Regions from separate parts of the Mus musculus genome. Here region 1 is linked to region 2. The links are chromatin loops, found by intact Hi-C in ENCODE. Cell type or tissue: left cerebral cortex. All regions are shown on one strand. Each heading gives the region's core, and the rest is flanking DNA. Links, peaks and the distances in the headings are about the cores only.

Region 1 (16,003 bases), core at 5,274-13,273, 130 kb before region 2:
AATTATGGAATCTTTGACATATAGAGAAAAGTGCAGAATGCCGTAAAACACCAGCCTGGGGAGCGGTGGCAGAGGCGGGCTAGTGCACATTAAATCTCCATCCGTTCCTCCTAATCTACCTCTGAGGTACTTAGTCTGATGTCCTGTGTGTTCCTGGGGTCAGCAGATGGGAGAGCAGGTACACCCCAGGAAGGTAGTGGAATTCAGGGTGTCACTATTCATCACAGCAGGGCCTCACCCAGCTTAGTTCATAGATGTTAAATGGTTCCCTCTCTGCAGGAGAGGTCACACTTTCTTAAAGACAGCAATAGATTCAGATGAAACTCACCCTTTGCCCTTCTGCTACGCCCCCGACCCCTCTCCCCAGCGTCTACCTGGAAGCAATCTCCATCTTAAGCTTGGGGTGGACCATTCCAGTTTGCTTTATAGCTTACCTATAAAGCAGAAATTTAAACACATACGACAACATATAAATCACAATTTATATTGGTTCAGGACAATGCGTGACTCTCTGTAATCAGACAACCAAACATGAGCTTGTTTTAAAAATTGATATGAATAGCATCATCCCGCTCCCGGCATTTGATTTATGTTCTCGACTTCATTCTGGTAATTTCCTCACGTTGCATGTGGATCCTCTCGGATGTGTGCGTTCTCCATTATGGAGCGGTGATCTTGATGCCTAGGGAGTTTGGTATTCCAGTCAGGGTTAGCAGCGAGCTTGGGAGCCATAGTGAACCCCCTGGGCTGCCTCTCCAGGCAGATATAGGGCAGGGCTGCCTGATGTCTCCTCTCTTTATCTTGCCAGCTTGCCAGTGGGGTCACTCACCCCTGCAAATCTTTGACATCATCAGACCTTGCCTGTTTGTATTCAGGGGCTATAGGGCCATTACTCGATGCCCTCCTGAGATGGTATGTTCCTTCTCATGGTCACAGGTCTCCTCTGTATGACACAGGCACTGCTGTATACCCCTGCTTCTGTCAAGTTGCTTAAGTCTTTTGTCATCCCTTCCTTTCCTTGAAAGGGGACCAAGCCATCTCTAGGACCCCAAATGTCAAGATGTATTTCTTCTAAATGTCCCCTCATCTCTAGCCTGGGGCCTCTTCCTCTTGTCAATACCCACAAAGACATTCTCTCTTAAGCATGCTTTATCTTGCCATAGTTAAGTCTTTAAGCACCAATGTTCTGTCTGATAGTAATGCTGTGGTGTGGTGTGTCTCTCAGGAGTGTGCCGGTGCCTAACTTAGACAGCTCAGAGCCCTGGGCTGACTGTTGGTGGCTTGTTTCAGGCAGGGCATGGCGAGCGGTCCACTTGAGACTGGAAACCCTGCTTCAAGCTGCTGCCTTGGGCCTTCTCCAGGTACACATCACCATGACAGGGACAGGACAGAGACCACCGTGATACATTTGCTACGTGAGGGACACTGAAGCTCCCAAGGCAAGGCAGCCACCGGAGCCTGTTCCAGCATTTTGCTCTGTGGCATCTGCTGAAACTTCCTGGGCCAGAGTAGGTCACAGGGTCATCTGCAGTGGTGAGAGAGGAGCGTGGGAATCAGGTATCACAGGAGGCAGGAGCAGTTCTGGAAGACCCTGCTGTGCACACTAGTAGGCACACTCAGCAGGAAGGAAGTCTAAGGAGACTGTTTAGTATCTTTCTGAATGAAGCCTGCTCCCCCATGCTGAGGTCCCAAGCAACGTTCCACCTTCCGTCATCTCATAATCTTTCATATTTATTCATTTCATTAAAAAATTCTAATTGCCATTAATTTGTTTAATTTTCGCTTCTTTTTTATTTTACATCTAAATGCAAATGCTCACGTTTTGTTTTATTGTACCTTTTGTTGTGTTGATTAAGTCTTGAGGCGGTGTTCCACAAAGCACACTTTGGCAATCTGTTCTGTCGTTTGCTTTCATGTTCCAAGAGACCTGAGGCTTGAGATTTTTCCCTGTGACATCATTGCATCGGCATGGCATTGCGTTTAAAATCAGATTTGATTCCATCTCTCCATAATATCTCCCTCACACCTCATTTTTCACAGTCAGAACCCAGGCCTGACACACACACACACACACACACACACACACACACACACACACACAGCACATGCTCTGCCCCTGAATGGCACCCAATGTATATTTTCACAGACTGTGCCACGATATCATGATCTGTGAATGCCGCATGGGAGGGATCAGAACTCTGAAACTCTATAGCTGGGACAACTGCTCCCAACACTCCTCACTATTAAGAGGAGTGTGTCCTCTGTGGAGGCAGAAGCCATGTTGTGTATACTCCAGCTTGCTTTTCCCAAAGGAGAGGTGGAGAGAGCTGGAGGCAGGGTGTTGGACTTGCCCATGAGGCAGCTGTGACTCCCAGGGAATACCGTGCATTTGTCAGTGGCCCAGATCCAGAACTGGCACAGCATGGGATGCTGATGGCTCTTTGAGAGCAGGGAATGCTGGGTAAATGCAGCCACAGCTCCTAGAGAGGAGTACTGAAGGGCAGTGTGCTGAGGCCTGGTGGCATCTGGAGGGCACCAGCCTTGCGACGCTGGGCTGGTGTTTCAGTGCCTTGCTGGGCTTTGGCATGGCCTGCGTGTATGCACAAAGAAGTTGGCTTTGATCTTTGCTCAGTCCCTGTCCTTCCTGGTGATTTCAGGGACTTTCTGTCCAAGGATCCCAGTGGCTCGACCCAGACCCATTTCCCACAGCTATTACAAAGATGGCTTTTATCCCAGAGAGGACATTTGTCACAAAGACGGTGTCTGTAATGTTTGCGAATTGTTCAGGGGTCAGAGATCCCTTCTGTCTCCCCCATGGCTTTATCTCATGGCTTCTCATGAGCTCCCTCCCTACAGAGAGCTGAGTTAAACTCAAGCCTCAGGGAAGGTAGGGATCGAAAGAGAGTCCCTGATTTGGAAGCTTTTGAGCCTAGTCAATAAATAATCATTTGATACGAAGCAGCAATTGTGGGCCTAATACACCTGTAATTCCAATACTTTGGAGGCTAAGTTGGAATCCAGACTGTATTGTACCTTGAGGGACAGACCAACCAGGGATGAAATTTATGAAAACTCAAAGACACCCTTCTGTGTTCTCAGTCCCCTGTAGCCCCTTATCCATCTATCCACCCATCCATTCATCCATCATCCATCCATCCATCCACCATCCATCCATCCATCCACCTACCCATCCACCCATCTAAATTTCCTCCCCACCCCTTTCCTCTTCCTCTACCTATGGTTCTCCATCCCTCTTACCTTTCCATTCATCTCCGCTCTATCATCTCTTTACCTATTTATCACCCATTCACCATCTGTTTCCTCACGCACCCTTCCACACATCAACTGCTTGTATAACTGTCCATCATTCATGAATCCATCTACCAAACCATTCACCCACCATTCTCCATTCCATCCATTCACTCAACCATCCATTTATGTGGTTTGAATGTGAAATGTCCCTCATTGGCTGGCCTGTCTGAACACTTGTCCCTATTTCCTGTTAATTCTCTGCTTTCTGTGTATGAATTCAGTGTGACCAGGCAGCCTCTGCCACTTCCACCAGGCCTTCCTTGCCTGTTGCAGTTTCATCTCCATTATGGACTGTATTCCCCTGGAACTGTAAGCCAAAATAAGCCCTTCCTGCTTTAAGTTGCTCTTGTAAGTGTATTTTATTACAGCAACAGGGAAGTAACTAAGGCAATATCAATTCATCATTCATGCTCTATCAACTCACCTATCCATGCACTCATTCATTATCTATCTATTTATTATCAATTCATTCATATATTATCATCAAATATACATCTATACCTATATTATCATCCACCTATTCCCTTATCCATTCATCCTCCATTTATGAATTCTCCACTTGCCCGGCCATCATTAATATATCATTATCTATTCATCATCCATTCAACCATCCATCTACCTATACATGCTTGCTCCACTTATCCATCTACCCACTTATCCATTTATCATCTTGTATCTACCAATCCATCTACTGTCCATCCACTCATCCTCCATTCCATGCATCATTCATTCATCCTTTATCCTCCATCATCCATCCACCCATTGTTAACCTATTCATGATTTTTCATTCACCATGTATACCTACCTACAACTATCCAGGAATCCATCCCCCACCCACCCATCCACCCACCCACCCATGCATTCATTATTCATCTGTTCGTCATCCATTTATCTAGGCTTTCAGTTAGAGTCGACTGTGAGTGGTACCCAAGACTCTAAGTAGAGGGATAGGGATGAGGAAACCACCCATGACAGTGTGATATAGTCCTCACTGACATGAGACTTAGAAAAACAGGGAAGCTCTAAACATGTCACTCTATTAGAGAGGGTGGCTATCAAGAAGGACATCCTGGAAGAAGATTGTTTTCTCTCCCAGGATGGCTCTACCTGTGCAGTGCCCAGCCCAGTTTCTCCTCATCCCCATGGATGGCCCTCCTGCAAACCTCTGCCAAGTTTCAGTAGTCACCAATTGTTCAGTTACCCTAAACTACATCACAGAGAAATACCAAGGGCAGTATTGGCTCTTGAGGGTAATAACAGCATCGTGCCGTCCTATTCTGGCCAGGCCTATAACATAGCCTCTTAGTTGACCTGACACTCAGTCTCATGGACTTTACCCTGGCCTTGGAGATGCCTCTCTTTCTTTCATCCCTCCTCAACCTACAGATTCCCAATATTTGACCTGGTGTGCTGGAATGGCCACCCTACAGTGATAATTATACTGTGATATGGCCATTCCATGTACGAAAGAGCTCCCAGGAGAAAGCTGGCCTGCAGGTCAAAAGCATGCTATTGGTAGTTTTTGCCTGGAGTGGTTCCTGGTATAGGGGCCATGGCTTCTCTCCTACTATGATGGCAATTGACCCAGAAGATGAGCCCCACCTCTTAGGTCCACATACAATGACTGTCTTAGATTCTCTTTTGAGAATAGAAGACAGCACTGGTGGAAAAGGTCCTGGTGGCCTGAGTTGAGCTCAAACCCTCCTTGGACATTGGGACCTCCCCCTCTGGAGTTGTCTACTACTGTTATCACCTACCCCTGGGCTGGGGCCTCCCTGCAGCCTCTGTTTCTTCCTCCAGAAGCCCTTCCCAGGCCCACATCCCACTCTGAGTGGTCAGTGCCTCCGCTACTCCCAGGACTGGGATGACAGTCAGCTATATGTTCCCTGTGTCATTACCCTCTGCCTCCTAGGATCTGGTCTTCTTGTGTTCTCTGCTCCAGCAGAGTCTCAGGCCAGAAGTGAGTCTGGAGTCTTACTGAACTGAACAACACCCACAAGGTGTCACCCTGGCTTTCAGCACTCAGACCTCTCTGCTCCTTTATACAGGACACTGGGTAAAGCTATGATCATTTAGGGAGGACCTTGGAAAGAGTGTTGACAGATTTCCCTCTAGAAAATTCTCCACAAAGAAAATCCCTGCTAAATATAACTTGTGATTACCACAGAACTCTTAAAAACTATAAAATAGATGAAGCATAAATGCAATCCTTGTGTTAGCCCCGCCCCACGAGATTAAAACTATTAATATCCAAGATGAATATTCTCTCCAGACTTTTTAAGATGCAAATATATACATGTTTTATAAATGTTGAATCCCAAAGGAATTATGTATTAAACATTTTCTTATGCTCTGGCATGTTTTCGCAGCCGCTATTTTTAATGGCTGTATAATATACCCAGATCTAAAGAAGGTATCGTTTGTTTAACCAAGGTCTTGGTTTTGGATGTCTGAGTCACTTTCAATTCCCACTAAGGTAAAAAAGATGTGGAATGTTCAGAGCTGTAGCACCGTCCCTGTGTGTGCATCACCCTGTGCCTTGGAGTCTGCTTAGGCTACGTGCCTGGGCATGGTCATTCTCTCCTGCGTGCTTGGGTTTGGGGTCTGGGACTCTGATGTGTCTGAACATGTGGCAGGTTTGTTGAGACTGCTGTTGATGTTACTGGGGAACCGAGAGACTGAAGGGCCATTTAGATAAGAAGATAACTCTTCCTAGGGTGGCTGTCTCCTGGCAGAAGGAAGGCTTGCTTGGTAGGGTGGAAAGCAGTTATGGTTCTGTAAACCCGGCTTGTGGACAGCGGCCTCTGACCCCGAGCACCTTCACTAGCAACTGTTCTCAATGCTGTGATATGTGACAAAGCAACCAAAGGAAGGGTCTGGCGTTGGCTTGTAGTTTGAGGGTGCACAGTCCCTCATGGTGGAAAAGCCGTGGCAGGTGCACGAGGCAGCCAGTCACATTGCATCCACAGTCAGGAAACAGAGAGAGAAAGAGAGGGAGAGTGGGGAGAGTGGGGAGAGTGGGGAGAGTGGGGAGAGTGGAAGAGTGGGAGAGTGGGGAGAGTGGGGAGAGTGAGGAGAGTGAGGAGAGTGGGGAGAGTGGGGAGAGTGGAAGAGTGGGAGAGTGGGGAGAGTGAGGAGAGTGAGGAGAGTGGGGAGAGTGGGAGAGTGGGAGAGTGGGGAGAGAGGGAGAGTGGGGAGAGTGAGGAGAGTGAGGAGAGTGGGGAGAGTGGGAGAGAGGTAGAGAGGGGAGAGTGGGAAGAGAGGGAGAGAGAGGGAGAGAGGGAGAGTGGAGAGAGGGAGAGTGGAGAGAGAGAGGAGAGTGGAGAGAGAGGGAGAGAGGAAGAATGGGGATAGTGGGGATAGTGAGGAGAGTGGGGAGAGAGGTAGAGAGGGAGAGAGGGAGAGAGGGGAGAGTAGGAGAGAGGGAGAGTGGAGAGAGAGGGAGAGAGGGAGAGAGAGGGAGAGAGGGAGAGGGAGAGAGAGAGGGAGAGAGGGGAGAGTAGAGAGAGAGAGAGAGAGAGAGAGGGAGAGAGAGAGAGAGAGAGAGGAGGGGGGAATGCTGGTGCTCAGCTCACTTTCCCCATTTTTCTCTGCCCCATGCTTCAGTTCATAGAACGGTGTTACCTACCCATGGGTAAGATGGGTCTTCCCTTTAGTTAAATCATTCTGGAAATTGCCTCACAGACATGCATGGAATTGTGGCTTCTGGTGATTCTAGATCCTGTTGAGGTGAAAATGGATGTTAGCCATCATACCTTGGCTCTGTATAAGCAAGCCTGTTGCCATCAGCTCTGAGCTTGCTGCAGCACATGGCATGATAGAGGTGACCCTCATCCTCTATCATGTTAGCCTGGGCTCATACACAGCCCCAGAACAGGGATCAGGAAGGTGGAAACACACAGGCTCAGAACTTGTATAGCATCCTTTCTGTATGTTTCATTGGTAAAGCAACTCACAGAGAAGAAAATCCTGGGTTCAGAGCAAGGGTTTGTGTACAGACAGAGAATCATTGCAAATGGATTTAACACCAGGAAGGAACTAACTGAAGCCATCACTTCCATCATGGCTGAGGTATGAAGGAGAGGTCCATAGAGGTATATAGAAAAATCTAGGGGCTGGAGAGATGGCTCAGCGGTTAAAAGCACTGACTGCTCTTCCAAAGGTCCTGAGTTCAAATCCCAGCAACCACATAGTGGCTCACAACCATCCATAATGAGATCTGACACCCTCTTCTGGTATGTCTGAAGACAGCTACAGTGTACTTATGTATAATAATAAATAAATATTTGGGCAGGAGTGAGCAGGGACTGAGCAAGTAGGGTTGACCGGAGTGAGCAGAGGTCCTAAATTTAATTCCCAGCAACTACATGAAGGCTCACAACCATCTGTACAGCTACAGAGTACTCATATACATAAAATAAATAAATATTTTTAAAAAGAATCTATTTCCAGGCTTCTGAGACTGTCTTGGGGTCCAGGGATAGTACAGTGGGGTCCAAATGGCAAAGAAAGGAGCTGGGATGGTTTCAATCCTGGGGTGGTTTTTCTACTAACCAGGGTTTCTTTATGGGAACCATCTGGCCATAGACATTGAAGGTGTCAGGGCCAACTCTGAGAATTGCTGGGGAGTAGAGGTGCCTGGGTGGCCTTTGAGACTTACATTAGTGATCCCATCATCACCATTGTGTTGAGTCCGGACCAGGGATGGCTGGGCCTTGCCTGACTCGTTGGAGTTTCTCTCACTGTTCTCTCAGCCTCTTTGAGGGTGAGGGGGGGGGGGTGTGACTCTCTGCAGCCCTTGTTTGAATGCAGGGGCTGATCTCTCCCAGGAGAGTGCTCCCATCTCAGACACTCTCCACACACTTTGTCTTTGGACTTACTGTGAAGGACATGCTGCAACTGAGAATTGTAAACCCTTCCCCAGTGAGAGGTTGTCTGCACCACCCCTGGTGCCTGACTGAGGTAGAAGGGTAGGGTAGAGGTGGGCAGCATAGAAGCTAGGCTCAGACATGGCATGCTGTACCAGTACAGGTAACTGTAGCCCAGCAGCCCTGAGGTATGCATGTAAAGATGACTAGGAGAGTTACTAGCCAGTGTCCTCTGACAGCTCTCCTTTAAGCATGGCATGGACCCAGGTTCCTTCTGTATTGTGGCTCTACTTACTCCCTACCCCTGACTAGGTCTGGGCATCCAGTCAGTGCCTGCATCAGGCAGAGGAGGTCAGAACACAGGAAAGATAGCTCATGGGAGGTCCTGCTTCTTAGCCCAGCCTGGGTCACCTGTGTACCCCAGTGCAAGGGAGGATCAGAAAGATCTTATGCACCTGGGGATGGATTTGCCATGGCCACCTGGCCATTGTGGCACTGTGCATATCATGTTCAGCAGGCCCATGTGTGAAGTTGGCTGCTCCATGGGCTGACTGTAGAACACTGGGAAATGTCTTCCTCAATGCCCAAAATTCTCATCTGCACATGGTGACAGCAACAGTCCCCCTCTCTACAAGGTCCTATCACCTCTGATGCACAAGGCCTGGCTACACCCAGACCCCATTACCCAGGACGAGCTTAGACAAAGTGTCCTGGGCTCTTGTCTTGTTGATGAAGGCCAATGGGCATTGGAGGACCTGGAGAATTTCAAGAAGTTCTCCCTTGTCCAACCAGAGGCAGGTGTCACGGGACACAGGAGACAGGAACTCAAGCATGACCTTGGAAGGTGGCTTTGGTCCTGTGTACACCCGTCCCCACACCCTTTCCTGCCTCTGCCAAGCCACTGCCTTGTAGCTTAGAACCTGCTCACCAGCTAAGCTCACAGCAGTGCACCCCAGGGAGTGTGTCGGAATTCAGAACTCGCCACCTGCCAGGCCTGTGTGGTATGTGCGATGCCACATGAAGCTTAAGTAGTTCACAGGCTTGGCACTGAGCCACCTGCCGCCTCTGCGCCCACCATCCCGAGGAGAGCAGGGGGCTACCTGTACTTTGAAATGTTTCACCAGCAGATGGCTGCCATCGCTTCTGTTTGGCTTTGTTTCCCTCTGTGTAGGAGTCTTCTCTGGCCTGGTGCCTGGTTCTCTCTTACACAGGCAGGCTCCGCTGCTCAGAACCTTCCTCACCCATGCTGCGTTTGATTTAAAATTCTACTTGGGTCCCCATCAGGACTGCTGGCTGGAGCCTGTGGAAAGCAGTAGGCTTGTGAGATCAAAGGGGACAGTTTAACCCTATTCCACCTGCCCATTCATGACTTCTCCATCTCTTCTGGAGTCAGAAGTCCAGGCTTTCAGAGTGAAATTTTGAGTTCAAATCCTTATTCTGCTTCTTATAAGCTGTGTGGCCTTAGGAAAACTGCTAGTTGTCTCTGATCCCTTGTCTATGGAATGAGGATGGCTGTATGGCCTTGGATTGGGAGTCCAATTAATGGATGTAGAATGGATAGGCCAGTGCCCAGCTTCGATGCTTCTGACACCATTCTTTATCAGTCTCTGAGGAACTCCTGTTTCTTACAGTGATGGGGCAGAGGGACCAGGTTTCTAATTCTTGTGGATCCCTCTGTGGGGTGGCATGTACCTCCAAAGTGACAGGCCCAACACTGCTCTCCACTATGTGGAGACTGAGCCACAGTCTTGCCTCCCAAGGGATCCAGAACCTCTACTCTACAACCCTTTCCTGTCACCATGTTCCCATCACCTCTGTAGAGACAGCTGCTCTGATTTGCCCTTCCTGTCCTCTGTCTCCTATAAACTGGGGGAATCACAGTGTTTCCTGTACCCAGGCTCCAGAGGGTCACTTGGAGAGGAAGGCAGCAGAGGACAGCTTGACCTCTGGCTGCCCTTCTGATCTCTTACTACTTTTTGGTGAAGTCGAGGGCAGGATGGGACTGACCTGCTGTATCTCAGCATGTTTGCTGTTGTTGTAACAAAATACCCAAAACTATAAGTTACAAAGCACAGAGATTTATTTAGCTTAGAGTTCTGGAAACTGAAGGGCCACAGTATAGCTCCAACACATGTTCCTCCAATGAGGGCCACTGCATTGTCCCAGCCTTCCATGTCAAGACAGAACAGATGTGTGAATAGATCTCTTCTTTTTCCTTATAAAGCTGCCAGTGCCACCTTGGGGGCCTCCATCATTATCCCAACACATGCATTTTAGAGGACACATGACAACATGGCAGATAGCTCTAGCCAAGCCCATGCTACCTTCTGCTACTTGCCCTACATTGTGTGCATGGTACACCACAGACCTACTCAAGATGGCTCTCTGTGTCAAGCTGGTGTAACCAATCTTCCACTATCCTCTATCCCTGCTCTGCCCCATCTCCTTCCTCCTTACCTGAGGACTGAAACCCCCTCCATTCCCTTAGGAAGATCTAGTAGCCTGAACCTTTTCCTTCCCACATGCCTTGTTTGGCTGTAGAGGGAGCACTTGCTGTGAAATAGGAAATCCTGCCTTAGTCTGGTAACCCCCTCTCTGTCTGCCTTTGTCAGTCACGGCTCCAGCGATGATTCCCTGTAGGGAAGGGGCCTGGGAACCCAGCTAGCCTGTTTGGACTGAAGTTTGTGCTCATCCCGTGGCTCAGAGGTCAGCACAGAGCTGGAGAAGTAAATCAAGTCTGGTGCCCCCGTATGTTCACCCACGTGCAAAGCAGAGTGTCCTGTGGACTGACTCTGGGCCCCATGGAAGGAAGTCTTTGTCCATTTTGCTCAGAATTCCCACCTGCACTGGGGCACGAGTACAGCTGCTTCTCTGCAGAGGCCCATATGTCACAGCTGGGATTGGGTCACATTTCCTATGTGGTATGCTCAGACTCCCATCTCTCCTACATCTCAGCCTGTCCAGCCCCTAAAACTTCCACCAGGGCACCTGCCCTAGTCATGGTGAGGTCCCCATACTCCCACCTTGCCCCTAAGCCCAACTTCTAAAGAACAGAACCCTTCCTCTTGCCCCGCTTGGAACTGGCTCCTGGCTTCCATCTCACTCAGAAGTCCATGTGACCCTTGGACATAGCCACTAGGGCCTCAACCTCCTGCCCCTGGCTAGCCATCCAAAGCCAGGCCCTCTCTTGCTCTCACCAGCCCACCACCCTCCTCCTCCACTCCCCATCTATGCTCCAGCTCAGTTCTGTCCTGAGCCCTCTAACCTGTCTAACATGTCAGCTTCCAGCAGAATGGCCTTCCCAGAGCTGCCTGCAGGCTCCACCTGAAGCATCTCTCTCCCGAGGTACTCTCCTGAGGTATTCCCGCCCTGTTGTTTTCTCTCCGCTGAGTTCCTCACACTCTCCTGGGATTACATACAATCCTTAAGATTTTTGTATTATTTTGACATTATATTAATGTCATTTTCCTTTCAAATGTCATTGTTGGCATTGTTTCCTTGTATGTGGCTCATCTGCCTGGCATGTTAAGTAGCAGGTTTGAGTGAACACCACCCTTCACAGTGACAGTCCTGTACCCCCCACATCCCACCCCCAGATCTCATCGCCCCCATCCCCACCCCCTGTGCTTTGAGAGCTACCAGTATAGATTGTGGGCTAGTACCACTGTTTCCCAGTCCCTCCCCGCACACCCCGCCCCCGTCCCTGCACACCTCCTGCTGATGGAAAATTGAGCAATGGAGTCCTTCCTTCATCTTCAACCTGAGATGCTAACCTGGTCTATTCCGTTTGGATGACCCAGCCTTCATGCTTGATCCACACCTGGCTTGGGGCAACTTTCAGGAAGCCTGGGTGTCCCTTGACTTCCTCTGGGCATGGTGCTTTCTGTGGCTCTTCGTGTCTCAGGGCCTCGAGAACAGTGGGGTGCTTCTGAGTGTACGGCAGCCAGCAGGCCTAGAAAAGTAGGACACCCTCCACCCGCAGTGTATAGTATTGGCCAGTGTCAACACTGTGAATTCCCCTACCATGGCCAGCTTCAAGCTGATAAGGCATGTTCCCAGATACGGACTGGATTAGAGTCGTTGCCTTAACCCTCTTTCCACAGCTGTGGAAGCACAGTGGCTCCCTGCTGTTCAGGGCTCTGGAGTCTGTGGGCAGTGGTTTGGGAGGGCATGGCTGGCCCGACATAGCAAATGGAACATTTCCAGCTTTTCCCAGAGCTTTGGTCTCCTGGCTTGTCACCCTCCCTAGCCCTTATATCTTCGTTGGCCATGTGAGTGTGGTGGTGGATATTGAGATGCTGGCCTGGAAAATGGTAACACTGGTTCTGGGTGCCTGGTTCTGGAATGTTCTGTTAGTGAATCTCTGGCTCCCCATACCCTATAGAAAGCTCCAAGAAGTGGGGTATCTCTGGGCAGAAAGGCTTATGGGGAAGTTCTCCATCTCACTTATTCGGGCCTGGGAGCCCATTGTCCCCAGATGTGTTCTCTGTTGACTTCATGTCTTTGCCTGCCCTTCCTAGATGCTTATCCTGATCTCAGAGCTATGGAACCTGGGTATACACAGTTCTCTGTGCTGAGGGAGGAAGGGGTCATAAGGAAAGATCTGGTGGCTTGCTTAAAGTCTCCAACTGTGATGATCACACCGCTCCTGGTGACAGGAGTGGCTGTCTGTGCTGGCATGCAACCCTCAGCATGAATACCTGCGACTGTCATACAAAAACTCCATACTGGCCTGGCTTTCCCTAAAAGAGTCTCAACAGAGGTCAGCAGTGCCTGGGACATTGACGTGTCATGTGCAGGCACCGGGACAGGTGATCTTGTTTCAAGATCCTGTAAGCCCTCCAGAGTTATCTGCCTCCCACTTACCCGTGTGTGTGTGTGGGGGGGGGGGCATCCCTCTGATATGAGCTGTAATCTGGGTTTGAGGGAATCAAGGCCATGAGGTCTCTGTAGAAGCTTCTGGAAATCTGGCATGGGTGCTGTCCTGGGTGGACTAATTGGGCCCAATTAGGGGAACTAGGGAACCCAGATGTTCTGGTTCAGGTGTGGCTTCTCCATTCCAGGACTGCATGGACCTCCCTGGGCTTGCTTCATCCCTGCAGATGCCAGCATTACTTTCAGCCAACTTGGCAGCTAGCAGGCATTCAGGCTTGTCGTGTTCCCCAAATCCCTGACCCCAGATCACTGTAAAATGATAGCAGCTTCTAGAATCCCAGGGGGCTGGCCTGGATGGCCTTGGACAGTGTCCCAAGTAACTTCTCTCTTGAGATGAGAATCACTGGATCCAGGTCCGAAAGAATCCTGCTTACAAAAAAGTCACTCTCTCTTTCTGCTCTTCTTGGGCCTTTCTTTTGTGGCCTAGGGATTGCCACCCTGAGAAACTGGTTTGGAAGTGGTGTGACTTTCCCTTGTCTTCTGAAACTATTTCTGCTGTCCTAAGTAAATGGCTTAAGATGTGTGTCACCCTCTCAGGTCAGAAGCTCAATCATGTCTAGTCCCTCCCAGTTTGGTAGAGAGCTCACAGGCAACAGCAAGGCTTTCCAGCTGCACCTGGGTGTTAAGATGCCCGGGCCACACCCCTTCCTCCACAGCTAGTGGAGGGGCCCAGCTCAACCTATAGGCATGTTTGCTTTGGCCAGCAGAGGACTTTACGGAGCCTTCAGCATAGAGGCACATGAAGCTCTCATGGGTTCAGCCTGAGGTTCCAGTTCCATGGGTGACACTGAAAGGATCGGTGGTGGGTTAGTGACCTCATAAGGACATCCTTCTTGGGATGGGTTGTGGACACTTGGGGGTTTTAGAGATATTAGAACACATGCCCCCACTTGCTCCCATTGTTTTTCGGTTATAGGTAGGAAACTGAAACCCTTAAATCATGGTTCCAGTACTCTGGAGGAGCAGAGGGGTCCTTCCCCTGGGACACAGGAGAAATGGGCTGTGCTGTGGTTTCCAGATAGGACAGATGATCTCATTGCCCACCTGCCCCCCTTGATTGTGGTATTTGGCTGCTGTTCCATGCCGGGTATATAGAAAACTACTTCTTTCAGGCCATGAAATCCTTGAGGGGCCCCTGGGGTAAGGACCTGCTATTCTCTCCCACACCCAGGGTACAGACTCTGGAATCTGGGAGCTGGATAACACCTGGAAGCAGGTGAACAGGTAAATTAGAGCCTGCAATGATTCTGGGGCCTTGTTTTTTTGGGGGCCTACCCACCCAGATCTGGAAGGGACCTTCCAGCACAAATAGCTTCCCTGAGGGTAACCTTCAAGTTACCTTCCTTGGGCTCTATGTCTTCAAAGTGTGTAGATGCCACTTCCTGGCAGGAAAATAGAACCATGTTGTTGGAGAAAAGGAGGTGAAGCAGGCAGTAGAGGAAGGGGACAGCAATGGGGTCTTCCCTGGTCTCTCATGGGCACCAGCTTTGGAAGGGGCCACCTCATGGACCGCTCTCTAAATTTTCCAGAAGTGCCTGGAGTTTGTGTAAATTATTTGCAAAGAAGAAGAAAGGATGTTCGACTGCTTTGTGGAGCCTCCGGCATAGAGGAACCTGAAGCTCTCACGGGTGCAGGCTGAGGTGTCAGCTCCATTGGGGGACACTGAAGGGGCCCACAGTGGTTCAGTGTTCTCACAAGGACATCTCTCTTGGGTTGTCGCATTGGGACCTAACTCCACTGGGTCCATATTTGCTACTGACCTACCATTTTGAAGGATGTTTTTAGAAAATTGCCCAAAGGTGCCAAATCCTTAACCCCAAACCTTTCAAACCCGGATCCAAGAAATTCAGAAGCCATTGACCCCGGTAGAGTTTCAACCCATCTAGATCTCTGTCTGATGGTGGCATCTGATGGACACCCATGCCTGTGTAGTAGAAGTTTCTGACATCTTCCACCTGGGCAGCCTGACAGAACCCCTGCTCCCATCTTAACCAGGGCACTGTGGTCCCCACCTCTAGTCGCTTCATATCCTGCATCTCACCCTCACGAGCAGAATCTGACCCACTGGCGTGTCTGGTGAGGATGGCAGCTCTTCCCTTTGGAAGCAAGCAGCATACAAAGCTGTCTGATTGGTCCTTGTCCCCCTGCTGAGCTGCCATCCCTGGCCACTAGGTGAACTGGTGGGTCCCGTGGAAGTTGCTGCTGTCACCCCTCGTGCACACCCCTCCTCCTGTCCCTCTCTCATCAGCCACAAGGTGCAGGGTGATCAAGAGTGTGGATCAGTTGGAGACTGAGTGTAGGAAACCTGTGTCTCGCCAACAGTGTGCAGTGGGCCTGCGGGGTTCTTGTCAGGTGTGCTCTGTGGCAGGCTCCTGAGGGCCAGGTGTATGTGCAATGCATTTGATCAGTGGTCTGAGGCAACAGCTGTCTCCAGGCCCTGAGCTGAGGGGAGGAGAGGGATGGAATGAGGAGAGGCCTCACTCTGCCCGTCCCTCACTGTAGATCTGGGTCAGAGGCAGTGAAATGGGCTCAGAAACAAGGCGGACATGGCACTCACCACCTCCTGGTCTCCAGCAGACCAGCCTTATGTAGCTGGTGATGTCTCTTTGGAAATGTCAGGTCAAGAGAGCCGTGGCATATCACTTACAACTGTGATCAAGTGTCCCTCTGGCTCACTGTCAGAACAGAGGAGGGTCTACTCAAGGTTCCTGGGGAGATGAGTGGGCCTCAGATGGTGACTGGTGACCTCAGCCAAGCCAAGCAAGTCTCATCCCCATCTAGGCAATGGCGAGCTCTGACAGGACCTCACGCGCACATGCCTCAGATGTTTGAACATCTACTGTGAGCAGGTCTTGTGTTGGACTTGAGGCCTATGCAAAGACATCCAT
Region 2 (16,003 bases), core at 5,135-13,134:
GGAAGGAGCCAGTGTATTCCTCACCAGGCTGCAAACCTGAAGCTCGGGAGATAGAAGCGACAAAAGAGAGGGTGTCCAGTGTCTTCTTGCTTTCCAAGGGTTAGGTTGAGGCTCCCATGAGTCACTGAACTGATTCCAGGCTACATGTATATACACAGCCAGAGTTCAGCTCAGGTCTGCTGGCTACAAAGCTCTGTCTCTGCTGGAATGAGACAGTTCTAGAAAGACTTTCCAGCAGAGATCGGAAGCCTCCCTTCACCAGGAGTATTCAAGCAAAGCTCAGGGATATGGGTGATGATTTCAGCATCCTAAGATATGTGGTCCAGCTTGCCCCGGGCTAGCTCCAGCTCTCCAACTCAGCCGTGAGCTAGCTTAGGTGTCACTAGGTTTTGGAGGAGGTAGGAATGGTCTTACCTTACCTGTTTCTCACCCAAGCCCTGCCTCACCCTCTGTTTTTTGGCCTGTGGGAGAGGCCATGGCCAGGCTACCACTGGGAAGGCTCTGGGCACAGGACAGAAAGCACCCTTTTATATCAGGACATGCCACCTATTCAGTTAGATAATTCAGGATGGTAAATTCTCTGGAGTGACTATGTTTTATCAGGACAGTTGTGTTAACTGTCAGTGGCTGAGTGTCCTGGGAAGATTCCCTCCAGGGCCATGAAAATGTTCATGGTGTCACCATTCCCTTCCCAATAAGAAGGGTGAGAAGGAACTGATAAAACACGTGGCCACCACCACAGTCATGTTCAAGGACTATAAGATAACATTAGAAGTCACACCATCTCTTTCTATGAACACCAGTTATAACCACTGGAGATGAGAACATCAACAACCCCATGGTTGACATTACTAAAACCCCATCACTGGATATTAATATACAGACATGAATATCCCACTACTAATGTCTCAAGGCATCAATAACCTACCATTAATATTCAATGGACTCAGAGACACCATACTCCATCACTGACAATAGAGCTCAGAGAGACCACACCCCACCACTGATAAGGCTTGGGCCTGCTGGTGCATGCAGAAACTCAGGTTTTATCTCCCATCCTCACCATTATTTGAGCTATCTGTGATACTGCCCTGTCCTGATCTAACTGGCCTGTAGCATAGTCCATTTCTGTCCCTGTCCCATCTCTGCCCACCATCTCCCTGCCTCATTCCCTGCCTTTGCCATAGAGAAGACACCAGGCCACTGTGGCTTGATGCTTCCCTGTCACACAGCTGCAACCTGGAACTTTCCCTATGGTTCCTCCCAGTAGGCTCAGGCCTGTCTCTTCCATCCTCTCCATAGCTCGAGAGGCCTTGTCTTCCTCACACTTCGTGCCCTCCCCATCACCTTGCTGGATGGATCTCCTGACCCATCCAGCCTCTTTAGGTTTTGTTCAAGCACTGCCTGACAGCATGGGACTAAGTCCTCCTCTGAGTCCTGAGTTGCTTGTTTCTGCCTGTCTTGTCAGTGCCTATCACAAGCCAGCCTGTGCCGTGTGAAGCCAAGGATCTGGGCTGAACATACTCTCCAGCTCAGGGAAGGATGGACACAAAGGGCTGAAGGTCACCCAGTGTGCACCCTTCCCATTTCTGCAGGCTGGGTCTTAGCGTTACTGCCTCCTCATTTACCTCCTGGAGCCACGGGTCCAGGGATGACAGTGTGCCTGGGATTGGAGTTGCTGTCTCTGGGTCCTGAGCATTGCCCTCTTGAGAGACTTGATGTCGTGAGAATTTTGGTTTCTTTAAACACACACACACACACACACACACACACACACACACACACACACACAGAGAGAGAGAGAGAGAGAGAGAGAGAGAGAGAGAGAGAGAGAGAGAGAGAGAGATATGCTATGGGAATATGTTTTTGTTTTAATTCCAGGTATAGGGATGTGGGGTTGCTTCAGATTGTCCACAGCCGCTGACTATAGTTTGCCTCATGCTCGAGCAGAGGCATGTTTTGTTGTTGTTGTTTGGTGTGTGTGTGTTTCTTTGTTTGTTTTTGTTTTACCAGATGCAGATAGTTTCTGCAATTGTGTGATGTTTGGAATTCTAGGGACTTTTAAGCAGGGTATATAAGTGCTAGATCCCCAATGGAAAGGGTTGGTAGGCTGGTTGGTGGCTGAACGCTGCAGGCCATGGTTTGTCAAGTAGTCATGTGTGAGGAGATGAAAAGAATAAATTAGATATCCTAACGGTGAAGGTCAAACTTTCCCCAAGGAACTCAGTGCTTCTAGTCAGCAGGAATTAGTCTAGTGATAATGTTGCCCCCTTCCCCCTCTATCCTTTCATAATCTCCTACCTAGAAGTAGGGGGTTGAAAGGGTAGAAGAAGAGGGGTGGAGAAGGAAAGAAAATAGAACCCACAACGTAGCCAAAAGTTGGGCTACAACATGAAATCTTTGCTTTCTTAAGGGAAAGTTTATGTGGCTCGCAGTCCTGCTGTCCACGCCTCACAGTTCAGCTGCTGCACACCTGATCTGACTCAGCATAACCTGGTAGGAGCTCGTGACAGAGGTGACCTGTTGACCCCACGATGGCCAGGAAGCAGAGAGAAAATGTCAAGAAAGAGGCCTGAGTCATGTCCCCTTCAAGGTCACACCCCCAAGTGACCTTCCTCCCACTAGCCCCCCCTCAGGTCCCACCACTTCTACACAGGGTAGGGATCAAGCCTTCATCACGTGGACCTTAGAGACACTTAACTGAACGTCTGCAAGACCTGGCTTACTTCAGCAGAGGGCCATTTAAAAGACACAGAAAGCATTCTATCCAGTCCTGGTACACAGTGAATGAACCTGAGGACAGGACTGTCCTAGGTATGGTTGAGGAGAAGGGTTTTTTTTATAGATATGAGGGAGAGATCAGCCAAAGGCGTCAAGGTTTAAGGCAGGGGGCAGGGGTGAGAAGAGCTGAGAGGAGCCAGGACTTCTTATGCTGGGAGACACTGGTGGCCAGATTTGACGCCAACGGGTACCCCAAGTAGCCATTGGTCCCAGGTTTCTTTGGGACCTAACACACAGTAAGTGTTAATTCAAGTCTGATTATTTTGTCACCTGTGTTGTCCGTGCTGAGTACTCAATGTGCCACTGCCTTGTCACTCGGGTATTGGCTATGGCTGGAGACTGTGGTTTCCGGTGTAAGGTTCTTCTCTGCTCTTCACAGCACTGCTGCTGTAAGAACCAAACCAGAAGGTGGGTGTGGGGGAGTTGAGGGGGTGAGGAAGTTGTGGTAAGAACCAAACAGGAAGTTGTAGTGGTTGGTCAGGCAGGAAACTGCAGTGAGGGCCAACAGAGTGGTAAGGAGCTAACAGGAAGCTGTAAGTCAGAGCCTAACAGGAAACCAAGGAAACAGCTGCAGTGAGGGTCAAACTGAAAGCTATAGAGAAGGCCAACGGGAAGCTGCAGTAAGGACCAAATAGGAAGCTGTGGTGAGGTACAACAGGAAGCTCCAGTGAAGGCCAACAGGAAGCTGTGGTGAGGCCAACAGGAAGCTGCTGTGTGGGTCATTCAGCTCTATCTTCACTGGGTTCTCTGACCAGCTCATGCAAGCCAACTGGCTCTGAGGCCTCCATCATCCACCTCCAGGGATAACGACCAGAATGGCCTCTCACTCGAGCTGAGGCAGCACTTTGGACTGCCTCACTCCTGGACTAGTGGTGACAATGACACCTTAGCCTCTGGTTTGTGAATATTTGATGAGAATGTCTGAGAGGCCCTGTCATTCCCACAGTGCCACCATTACCCCGGCTCAGCAAGCCCTGCAAAGCCAGAACACTAACGGTGCTACCATGCAGTCCCTTGCCTTTCTGCTGTTCAATTAGGACAGATGAATGAACAAATTGTTCACTGATCTAATCTTACACAGTTAACACAACTGTCCTGATAAAAGACAATCTTGCAAACACAGTCACTCCAGAGGATTCACCATCCTCTGCACACTGCCCAGGCGAATAGTTTTCTTTGCATTGTCTGTGAAATGCCTTCAGACAGGCAAACAAACGCAATTAAACCACATTCCCTCCAGGGCCTCCATGCACAGCCCCTCAGAGAACAGAGGTCTCAACAATACCCCAGCCTCGAGCTTCATGTTATTGACAAGATTAGCCATAAATCAAGGCTGTAGAATGTGGGTGGTGAGTTGTTTTTATGTCTCCTGAATTATGCCTGCCTTCTTCGATGACTATCGATCAGGTGCCAGGTTTCAAGGCAGCCCCTGGTCAAGGGAAAGGCGTGCCTCTTCCTTTCAATTTACAAGTGTGCCCAGGGACACTTCTTGGCATTTCAGCAATTGTCAAGTCAGTAATTAAAGCTGAACCAGCTCTTAGCTGACAATCAATTCTGTGATTGTGTTTGAGTGGCTGTTTTACTAAATCAACGCTGAGGGCTCATCAGCCCAGTGTTAGCACAGAGGCTGGGTGGCTGCCACGGCAAACAGAGCCATCCATGCATCTGTGTAAGAGCATATGACTGTGTGACCCTGGGCAAGTCATTTCCCCCGCCAGGCTCCTGCTTCTCTGTCTGGAAGAGAGACAAAGGCATTCTCCCACCCCGGCTGTTATGAAAGACTAAGGTTTGTGTTTATGAATGCATCCTGCCCAGAATTGGGACAGGTATGGGGGGTGAGAGGTTGTGCTCCTGGTCACTGTGATGGTCCCACATGGTGCTGGTGTAGATAAATAACAGGAATCCTGTATATAGTGTTTCCACAACCCCAGTATCCCGTATCCTGTCAATCACTACCCATGGGCCCAGTTCTCACCCTCCCCTCACTCATAAGCTCTGAAGTAAGCCCTCTCCAGGTTTGCTGGCTTCAATGAGATTCCACCCCCTACCCCAACCCAACCCAACCCACCCCCTCATAGTCTCAGGCATTTGAATCCTTGTCCTCTATTGATGAAGAAGGCTTAAGAGGTGTGAGCTTGTTGAAGGAAGTATGTCAGTGGAGTGGGCTTGGGGGTTTAATGACTTGTGGCATTTCTGGTTTTCTCTCTCTCTCTTTCTCTCTCTCTCTCTCTCTCTCTCTCTCTCTCTCTCTCTCTCTCTCTCTCTCTCTCTCTCTGCTTTGTGGTTCTCAGCTTCCTGCTCCTGTGGCCATACCTGACTCTGCCATCATGGACTCTAACCCTCTGAAACCATAAACCTCCAAGTTTTCTTCTCCAAGTTGCCTCGATTATGGTGTTGATAATAGCAATAGAAAAGTAACTATTATATCAAATAAGGAGAGTTGGGGTGCCCGGCAAGAACAACTGTGTCTCTGCTCCTGGATGGACAGTCTTGCTGTGGTCTGCTGGCTCCTGATGAATGTTTGTTTATTCTTTACTGGGATGACGGGGTGGGCACATGTATACCACCATGCACATGTAGAGGCCACAGTACAACTTGGTTCGTTCTTTCCTTCCACTGTGGTCCCAGAGATAGAACTCAAGTCATCAGGTTTGTGCACCAAGTGCTTTTATGCTCTGAGCACTCTTCTCTTACAGCAAGCGCTCCTGGTGGATTTCTAAGAAAGTACAGCAGTTTCTAGCTGGGGGCTGAGGGCGCTCTGATCCTCTGTTCTGATTGTATTCTGCACAATGGGAGCTCAGGGCTCTTGGGAATCATGCTGTGAACAGGTGTCATCTGCATCCTGTCCCAACACATATTTCCATCTTGTCACCTTGATTCCGGGAATGCATTCTCTAGCTCACAGCAAGCTCACGCTGCCGGAGGAGCTGATGATCATGAGGCAGCCAAGTCCTGGATCTTGTAGGTCAAAGATGAAAGTCAGAAACATCAGGACCAAAGACAGGTTCTACAGGAAAAGGTCTGGGTCATTGTTCAGCAAGGACGAAGGGAATGGACTAAATCTTGACCTTTGACTGCTAATATAGTTCTAGATCTTTTCATCATCAGAAACTACAGCAGGCATGGGAAAGGACTTTAATACTGGGAACCAGAGGCTTCTGTACATGGCAGATAGAACAGCTGGAGTGAAGGCCTAGATGGGCTGAGGTGATGGTCACATGGTGACTGTCACAGGCTGGAATGAAGGTCGTAGGGCAGAGGGTAAGAAGACTGGAAACTGCTGTCCATTTTCCCAGTTGTCCTCTCACCCTGTGCTGGTCCTGGGAAGGATGCTGGTGACACTCTTAGGCCCTGGGCCAACCCAGAGAATCTATGGGAGACCAGTGACCCTGCTCTTAGTTAGCTCTAGTACGTCATGATGGTAAGAGGATGGGGTGGCACCCTGGCCAGTTCTTCTCCATGTCACACTATCTCATTCCAAAACAGCTGAGAAAGCACATTTCAAATGACCCTCCCTGAAATAAGTCAAGCCACATCTGAATTCCAGCCCCAGGTGTGGGCATGTAGTCCCCAGATGTCCTCTCCCCAGACCAGCTTCCTACCGGCCTTACCCTGAGGCTCTCTCTCTCCACGGGGTATGATATAGAAACCTTAGTGGCTCAGACTGACCCCTGATCATCTTCTCAAACCAGTCATCCCGTCTCATGTCCAGATCTCTGCTAATGATACCACCACCTACAATCTGCCCATGCCAGCAGGTCGGAGTGTGTGTGGTCCATGTCACTCATTCCCTACCCAAGCGGCTGAACCCCAACTGCAAGGCATTGTTAGCACCCATCCACCCTCTCCAGTGTGCTGCTTGTGTCTGAATCTCATTTAGCTAACCCACCTGGCTCCCACAGGCCCCATCCTCTGGTGTACCTAAGGCTGCATCTCAGGTACACTGTGTCTCAGAGGTGGCCAAACAGATAACCACCCCTGCCACTCCAGAGATCTCACCGGAGGGTGCCAAGCCCCCATCTGCAAGTCTTGGGGCATAAGAAAAGGCATTGGGCTGGAGAAATCTCATTCCTCATGACTCACTCTGGTTCAGATGAAACTCGGGCAGGTTCTAATTTCAGATCTGGGGGCGGTGCCACTGTCTGCCTCTCCAGCAGTCAAAACCAAGCTTCCTGGATTCCCAGCTGGGTCTATCTGGCTGGCCAGGAACATGTGGGGGTGGAGGGCTCAGCAAACAGGTGATACTAGTCTTGAGGCTTAGGCTGGCAGAACCCCCAACACACGAGTGTGTAAGCATACATACACAATCATACATGTATACATAATAGAGAGACAGGAAGGAAGGTCCATGGGGCTGCCAGACAGGGCTCTGGCAAGCAAAGATGGCATTTACTTTCTTCTGTTTTCTGTAAGTGACTGAAGTCTGATGTGTGTTACTAGGGCAGGTTAGGAGTTTAACATTACCTTTTGGAAGAGATGGGCTGAAAGCTTCATGGCAGAAAGTGGACCACAGGGAAGTGACATCCAGCACCTGGTGGGCAGGGAAGCCACAGGAAGCCTTGGAGGGGAGCAGTCACAGGCATATCAAACTAGGAGGTTCAAACTAGTATCCCATGGACCACCGCAGACAGGAAGGAGACGGGACTAAATCTGGAGGCCAGATGAAGACATGTAGACCTCGAAGCAGTCAGTATTCCTGATATGACCAAGGGAACAAGGATGGAGCACAAGACCCACCCAGTGTGCCCCACCTCTGCCAGGAGCTGCCCCCAAGCCCTTCGTGTGTGGCTGCACTGACCTTTCTGTCTGCTGCAGCAGGGCAGCTGGAGCACTCATGGCCTGTGCTCCAGAACACAGAGGTCCTCTCTTGGTCTCTGCGGGCCTTGAGAACAGAGGTACCTTGGAGGAGGGGTTTGCTGCAAGAGGAGCTCAGGACACATGTGCACTGACAGTGACCAGGGTAGAGAAAGGTCAGAAATCCATCCCCAGTGTTTGGTGGCTTGTAGACTTCTGGAAGCCATATCTGGCCATCGGGGTAGGGAGAAAGGCCTTTGTAGAATCTTCTGCTGTATCAAGACCCCTGGTGCTTGCTAGTTGCCTTCCAGATGCAACCATGCCCTTGGCATTGGCATTGGCTTTAGTTGAGTGGTACAGGGGAACAAGAAGTCAGTGCAGCCATACACCAGGCCCTTGGCCTCTCTGGCCTCAGCATCGCCTTGGAGAAATGAAGGCAATCACAGTTCCTTGGTAGGTATGTTGTGTGTGCTCCTCAGTCCATTTCCTGCCCCATAGCTCTGACCCTGTGCTGGGCCCTGTAGCTTACTAGTCCTTCCTAGGGCTCAGGCCCAGCCATCAGTCAAATGAATGTGTCAGATATTTCTACAGCATGTTTCAACATGTTACCTCTGATTTCAGGAAGCCTAGCCTCACAGGCCCCCAGGACCTAGCTCAGGTACCATATGTCTCCCCCAAAATAGTAAGTAGTAAAAATACCCCCACTGAAAATAGAGTCTGCCTCTCAATTTGGAAGTGCAATCTGCCCGCCTCCGCCCACGAGCTGCTAATTGATTTGCTTTTTGCCCCAGGAACTCTCATCCTTGTCAGCACTTTCTTTTTTCCTTGGCTCACTCTCCCAGGTCTAAGGCTGAAAATAGACCTCAGTGAGCTTGCTGGGTTCTTGGCATTCACCTTAGGGTCACCTAGACAGAGGCCTGGACCCACCTCAGGGTATGGTGGCCGAAGCCCAGAGCTCTTAATCAGTAATGAAATCACAGCACTGACTCCGTGTTAGTTGGAGTTGTCTAGGCTGGGTTATGGCTAGAGCAGATAGACCCAGCTTTGCCAGGCTGTGGGGAGATGTCCCTAGAGAGCGTAAACAGCCACAAGGCTCTCGGTGCAGGCCATTCTGGATGCGGGCCAAGGACCTGCACTGACTCTGTACCAGGGAGGGTCTCCTGGAGAGAGAGCCTCTGTGCACAGGAAGCTGTTTGATAAGCAGGTGTAAGAAGAAGGCCCTGACCCTACCTACCCACAGGTTGACTGGTGTGGGTTCATCTGCAGGTAGGGCTTTGTTGTCTGGGAGTTTGCACTCAGAACGTATGAAGAGAGCTATTTCGGTTTGATATGTGGTCCCAAATCGTGGTGGAAGCTCAAGGCCAGTGTCTCAGTCACCAGAGGCTGAGTTGGGCTATCTCCGTCCTCCTCTGCATCCATCAGGGGCTGAGTCGGGCTATCTCCATCTTCCTCTGCATCCATGTAGGGAGCAGCACACACCCAGAAAGGCAAGATGCCTAATGGCTCAGTCTACCACAGAAACATAGTTGAGGTGGCTGATAGCAGCCTGGGGTGGAGAGGGGAGCTGGGCCAGAGACCCCGCTCTTAGAAACCCTGTCCATCACATCACTACCCTGGTTAGCCAATCAAATCTACCCATTCAAGGCATAGCTACCTGTGTGCCCCTCCTCAGCGAAGGCCCCCTTCCCGCTCTGGTTCAGCAACCATAGAAGAGTGAATAAGTGAACGAATGAACCTTTACTAATTCGTGCAACGGGAGCAGTGTGGAGGAGGAGGTGAATGGGACTCTCTGGCTGTTGGCCTCTAGGCTACTTGAATATTCATGAGAATGCTCTCCCAAAGAGAGAAACAAGCAGGATCCCATGGGAGTCCAGGTGGAGGTGGGGCCAACATCCCCTCATTCATACATACATTCTATTCCCAATGCACCCAGGATGGACCAATTGCCAAGCCCACCCACCCCTGAGCCCATGGTCACCAGAGGTACAAAATAGGAGTTGCTCAGAGTGTGAAGTTCAACCAGGAGGCCCAGAGCAAGCAGTTGCAGTGCCACGTGCATCATGGGAAAGAGCCTTAATGAGAAGCATGTGGGTTCTAGGCACAGAATTGGCCAAACCAATTGGCGTGCATCTCAGGCCTGGGGTGGAGAAAGGGATGTCAAGTGGACAGGTGAGCCAAACAGGATGTCTGGGTGGCTTGTGTCTTTTCTCTTTTTGTCCAGGAATCAACACACAGTTGGGACGATCTAAGAAAGGACAAAGGAACAGAAAGGTCCTGGGAGCTACAGCTGGGTGCTCTGAGCAAGACAGTTTATGAATTACAATGCAAAGTGTAAAATAAATATTCATGATCCCCTGGTGATAGAACTGAATGATTAAGTAAATAGCAGGGGGGGAGAGGCCTGTTCTGTGCAGAATTCCATCCCTACCTAGGCAGGATACGATCCCACTACAAAGAGGACAGCAGAGCAAGTCACAGCAGAGGGGCCTGAGGGTCACCCGCCAGCCAGGACACAGGCACCACAGTGTCCTGAAGACAGTGCCTCTCTCTGGGATCTTCTAGCAAATACCATTGCAGTGGTTTTTGCTAGCTCACAGGCTGATGTAGGAAACTCAGCATCTGAGCCTCCCAGGAGGGACACCGGCAGGAACCAATCTGTGTGCCTATCCACTGCCACATCGTCAAAGCACAGGGAGGAACCTAAAATGTCGTCAGACAGGAACCAATGAGACCTGACATCTAATCCCATGGTGTCTGCTATAAGGTCCTGGGACAGAACCAGGAGGCCAGTGACACTTGTGCCCAGTGTGGTGTTTAGATGATATTGGTCAGGCCAACGTCTGGAACCACTACAAATGAGTTTATTTAAGCAAAAGCTGCAATCCTAACTCACCACTTCAGCCCATTTACTGGCACACACTTGCCACTGCAGAGTGACACGTGCTTCTAAAAACTTAGTCACTGTGACACGGGGAATCACAGGGATTCCCCACCCTTTATCCTTTCATCACTCCACTCTGCAACCCTTCCCCGGGTTACTAAGCTCCTTCTCACCTGCAGGCTCATCTCAGACGACATATCTTTGTCCCTGTTACACAGAGTCCCTCCCAAGCCTTTGCGAACAGAGAGAGTGGGCTTCATGCAGGAGGAAACTAATTAATGTCCCAAGGAAGCTCATCGGATTTCCTAGGGAAGAAAGCATGATGGGATTATCATCGGCTCATGTAGAGCAGAGAGAGGGTGCTGTGCAGCCCACTGAGCCTCATGGGCCCATCATTGTCCTCGCAAGATAAGCTTGACCTCTGAAAGGCCGTCACAGCCATATCCAGACAGAGGCTGCTCTCAGGGCCCCACACCCTGGAAGCTGCATATTCCTCAACTGTGCTGGTCTCCAATCAGCCCCAGCCCAGCTCCCCACCCAGCAGTGTCCTTCCTCCTATAACACCCTGCAGAGCATGTCAGTTGTTTAGATCTTGACCTTGGCCCCCTTCTGATGAATGATGTGTACATGAGCATGGTCTCACATCTGGGTCCCTTCCTGTACCTGTTCCATACCTAGCAAGCATGAATGAGAGGAGGATGAGAATTCCCTTTTAGAGTTCTATGAATACAACACAGTTACACCGTGGAGTGGCCCAGAGTGAGGGGTGTGTGTGTGTGTGCTTGTGTGTGTGTGCGCGCTTGAGGACCTGCATCTACACACACGAGAAGGAAAGTGACTACATGTCAGCCATGACTGCACCAGAGGTCACAACTCAAGTGGGAGGCGGGGCAGCCAGACTCAGAAGGGCCCAAGGCACGGCCTGTGTGAGTAGACTGTTTTCTGCAACTATGGACAGCTGGGAGGGTTTCTGGGGTCTGATGCCAGTGGTCCCAGCTTCCCATCAGGGAGTAGACAGTAGACGGGGACTGGAGGGTTCATGGCAGAGAGCCAGTTCTCACTCTGCCCTAACGTACTTCAGTGAGGCAGAGCCGAATGGCTCTGGCACCCGATGTCTGCATGCTGTGTGCTGGAGTCCCTTTCCCAGCTGACTTGGCCCAGTGACCCTAAGGTCTGGCTTGTGCGGAGTTCAACAACTCCCCCTTTCACCTCTGAAGCCCTTCTGTGACCCACAGTGTGGCATCAGCGTCTCAGCTAACTTTCTTGACTAGTCTGTGATGTGGAACCGAGTCCCAAGCAGCCCAAAGGAGCTGGCGTCTGTGGGAATTTGGCGGCATAAAGGAAGTTTAAAAGATGGTGGGTCAGGTGGCTTCCCAGTGCCCAGGGAAGGCTTCACAGCAGGGTTCCCTGAGGGTCCTTGGCCACCGCAAAGCTGAGTGCCAGGGTGACTTCTCCTTGGGAAGCTTCGATGAGGCAGAATGCAGTGTGGGGCACAGACCATCCCAGCCATCCCCATTCATCTGCTGGTTTGAGAGCAACATAGGGCCTGGGGTGCTCATCCAGCCTGTGGGTTTTCTGTCACTTCAGATGCTCCACAGCGGTGCATGGTATGCACATAGAAAAGAGGGATGTGGCAGTCCCCATAAGACCAAGCTGTCAGAGTCTCCCAATGACCCACTCCTGTGAGCCTCTTGGGAGCACCTCCAGCAGAACCCAATCCATGTTGTTCAAACATAAGCCAGATGGCTCCCCCTTCACCCCAGGGCAGAGCTCCTATCACAGCTAACCATGGGTATGACAGGGGCTGAGTGTGCGCTGCTCTCTCAGGGTGGGGCTGGGCATTCAAGGGAGGGTGTCCTGGATTCCACTCCTGGAGGTCCAGGGATTAATTTTTCTCTGCCTCTTCCAGCTCCATGTGTCCAGCAGCTAGCGCTACCATCTCTGTGCCCTTGTCCCCTCTTATACAGACACTACTACTGAGCTTACCCTAAAGCTATGATGTCCTCTTCTTGAGGTCCTGCACCTGTCACCATATTCCCATGTAATGTCTCTGTTGTGAGTGTGCTCCATCAGGAAGACAAACGGTCATATATTTGTCTCTCTACAATGTCCGAATGCATTGACTAGTGTTTAAGTCACAAGCTACCTCAGTCTTTTGGCGGCAGTTTGCCAACTAGTGTGACTCCCTTGATAGCTGCTCAAGGTGAATACTGGTTCTTTATTTCAATCTTAATTAACAATATTAACTCTCAGGTAACAGTTGAGTGTGTACATGTGCACACAGAAGAGTGTGTGTGTGTGTGTGTGTGTACATGTGCTCGCAATGCTTTTCTCTACATATCTACCTACCTACCTTTATATGTAGGGGTCCTGCTTTTTCGTTAACTTGAGAAAATAGACCCACAATTAAGAAAAAGCCCACTATAAGACTGGCCTGTGAGGAATTTTCTTCATGAATGGTTGATGAGGGAAAGCTTAGCTCGCTGTGCATGGTACCGACCCTGTGCAGGTGGTCCTTTCCTACCACAGCCAGACAAGGCAGTTAGGGGAATGGATTTCCACAAACAGCTTTAGGGACAGCCCCCACTCTAGTTATTGGGGGACCCACATGAAAACAAAGCTGCACATCTGCTACATATGTGTGGGGTTTGGGGGAGGCCTAGGTCTGATCCTTATATGCTCTATGGTTGGTGGTTCAGTTTCTGAGAGCCCCCCAAGGGCCATTTTAGTTGGTTCTTGGTCTTCTTGTGGAGTCCCTTTTGGTCCCTCAGTCCTTCCCTCAACTCTTCCCTAAGACTTCCCAAGCTCCATCTAATGTTTAGCTGTGGGTCTTTGTATTTCTTTCAGTCAGCAGCTGGTAGAGCCTCTCAGAGGACAGTTATGCTAGGCTCCTGTCTGTAAGCATAACAGAGTATCATTAATGGTGTCAGGGATTGCTGCTTGCCCATGGTGTAGGTCTCAAGTTGGGCCAGTTATTGGTTGGCCATTCCCTCAGTCTCTGCTCCAACTTTGTTCCTGCATTTCTTATAGACAGGACAAATTTTGAGTCAAAAGTTTAATGAATGGGTTGGGACTGGAGGTCCTGTCTGGCTACAGGAAGTAGCCACTTGAGGTTCCATGTCCCCACTGCTAGGGGTCTCAACTAAAGTCATCCCCATAGACTCCTGGGAGCCTTCCCCATCCCAGGTCCTGGCACATCTGAGAGATACCCCCACCTCTGCCCCTGCCAGCTGATTTCCATTCATTCTCCCAGCCCTCTGGCCCTCTCTCCTGTCTCTCCCCAAACCAGGTAACCTCTTCTTTACAGCATCCAGGTAAGGATGTTGCAACCTTTCCTAGGTCTGGTGTGTCTGATAACTTACTGGCCTGTTTTTCTTGCTGTGATTTAAGACATTGTTTACTCCGAGGGTCCAGTTTACTTTAGTGAATCTCTACAATGATACCTTCTCTGCCTTTAGAAGTAAGTCATTTTGCTGACCAGGTGGTCTTGTTTACATGCCCACCACAGTCAGTCACCCTGCCCCCATGTTTGTGCTCAAAATAGAGACAAATACTGCTGCTAAAATGATTTTTTGGGGGGGTTGGTTTTTCGAGACAGGGTTTCTCTCTATAGCCCTGACTGTCCTGGAACTCACTCTGTAGACCAGGCTGGCCTCAAACTCAGAAATCCTCCTGCCTCTGCCTCCCAAGTGCTGGGATTAAAGGCGTGTGCCACCTCTGCCTGGCGCTAAAATAAAGTTTTAAAAGCAAAGAACAGCTCCAAACCCACAGCTTACACAACATGGAGATCTTAGGACATGACATATTCTCAATTCTCACCCTCCCAGGGGGTCAGTATGTAGGTACATGTTTTCAGGGGACACTAGTCAGCTGGCTGCAGTGACCATGCAATAGCCCTTCCACCCCTGTCAACCCCTCATCCCCCTTTGAAATCTTGGCTATTACCCAACCTAACAGCATTCTCTTCTGCAGACAGGCACCTCTACCCCCATTACCCCCATCTCACACATTACCTGTACTATCTAATCCCCATTCAGATGTTCTGAGTGATAGCCGCACCTGTCTCAGCTCTCCCCTGAGCCTACTCTTCTTTATAGTAGAGACCTTGAATTTCAGGATTCCAGGTCAAACTTCAGCTCTGCCACAGCGCCTGCAGAGGAGCTTCAGGGGTGGGGGTGGGGGCAGGGAATGGCAATGATGGAGCACGCACCTCCTAACAGTGACCCTGATTTCAGTCTTACATTCTGTGTTTCAGATCATCCTGGTGAGCTCATCCCTCGGTGACCGGGAACAGAGCCTCTTCCTCAGCACTGATGAGGGCGCCACGTTCCAGAAGTATCCTGTCCCCTTCCTTGTGGAGATGCTCCTCTTCCACCCGAAGGAGGAGGACAAGGTGCTGGCCTACACCAAGGACAGCAAGGTAATGGGGTGTGAGGTCACATGACCCAATCAGATGAACATCGGGACAGAAGCAGCTTTCCTGTCAGGGGACTCTGAACCCCCAAGTGATGAGGCAGAGCCTTGCTGGAGCTGGGGAGCGTGAACCTCAGTTCTGCCTTTGTTGTTGCACACATGTGGCTGTGCATCAGCATGGGGAGTCTCACACATATGGCGTGTGTTACAATAACCAGCTTCCCAATCCTTCACCATACCACATAACAGGCAAGAGAAAGGTCCCAGAAGGGGTCCCTGGCCCTGGTGGCAGACATGCAGTACCTGCCACACTGTGGCTATCGAGTAAGCTGCCCTTGACACACAGAGGCCTATGAGCCGGGTAAGGAGGTCTTAGATAATGCTAAGCCCTTGCCCTCTGCCTCCCCTCCTCTGCCTTAGGCTAGAACATGCTCAAGGGAGGGGCACCGTTTGGTTTCCTGTATCCATGATGGGCAGTGACCATAGATTTAAAGGTTTTAATGACAAAAATGTGTCTTGTTACAGACCTAGAGGCCAGAAGTGTAAAATTAGTATCTCTGGGCTAAAGTTGAGTATCCCTGAGTCTCTGGGGAGAAATGGTCCCCCTTTCCTAGTCCTGGTGTTTGCTGTGTGCCTTGGGTTAAAGTAGCATTGCTGTATCTTTATGGTTAAGTCTCTGCCCGTCCTTAGAATGCCCATTGCATGCAAACATGGACATGCTTGGTGTACTTATGTCTATGACTGTACATATCTGAACCCTCCCAAAGGCCTGGACAGCAACCACCGGAAACTGCTGTTCATCAGCCCCTGGGAGAGGGACAGGTGTGAAAGCCAGCATGTGTCCAGGCTATCAGACCTCTGTACCTGAAATGCAACAGGCATGGACCCACCCTTCATGTTCTTTCCGATCCTGTGCCCCTTCCCTGGTGCTAACATTCAATTGCATGTTTCTGCTATTGTTTGATCACAATCTGCAGCCCACACACACTAGGGCTGAGCTCTGAGAAGGTATATTGGATTTATATTTTACTATAATAATATCAAGTGTTCTCTGAAACTATATGTTGGGTGAATAGATTATAGATGGATACAGGCAAGGATGGAGAGATGGATGGATAGATTATATATGAATAT

The links. Hi-C counts contacts between places; a loop is a spot of excess contacts. Peaks named below come from ENCODE experiments on the same cell type or tissue, not always from the same donor. Only the 100,000 strongest peaks of a DNase experiment are listed, where the experiment ranks them.
Region 1: a loop joins it to region 2, with 8 times the contacts of the local background. A loop is called at or near these places in 2 of 42 quality-filtered maps.

What each region holds. Positions count from the first base shown.
Region 1 is chr5:36,206,744-36,222,746 of GRCm38, reverse strand. All of the region lies in intron 2 of Sorcs2 (sortilin-related VPS10 domain containing receptor 2), which reads left to right. Among named protein-coding and RNA genes, the nearest start is that of Psapl1, 11 kb to the right of the region's middle. In left cerebral cortex, for the core only: CTCF peaks have their summits at 9,305 (motif pointing right) and 10,703; a DNase peak (open chromatin) is centred at 9,288.
Region 2 is chr5:36,076,747-36,092,749 of GRCm38, reverse strand. Sorcs2 (sortilin-related VPS10 domain containing receptor 2) reads left to right here. Exons shown (of 27, transcript NM_030889.2): 4 at 14,712-14,876. Gm52811 (a long non-coding RNA gene) reads right to left here and starts at 7,767. Exons shown (of 3, transcript XR_003955892.1): 1 at 7,580-7,767; 2 at 7,246-7,477; 3 at 3,081-3,168. In left cerebral cortex, for the core only: a CTCF peak has its summit at 5,491; DNase peaks (open chromatin) are centred at 5,541, 6,921 and 8,329; H3K27ac peaks cover 2,045 bases.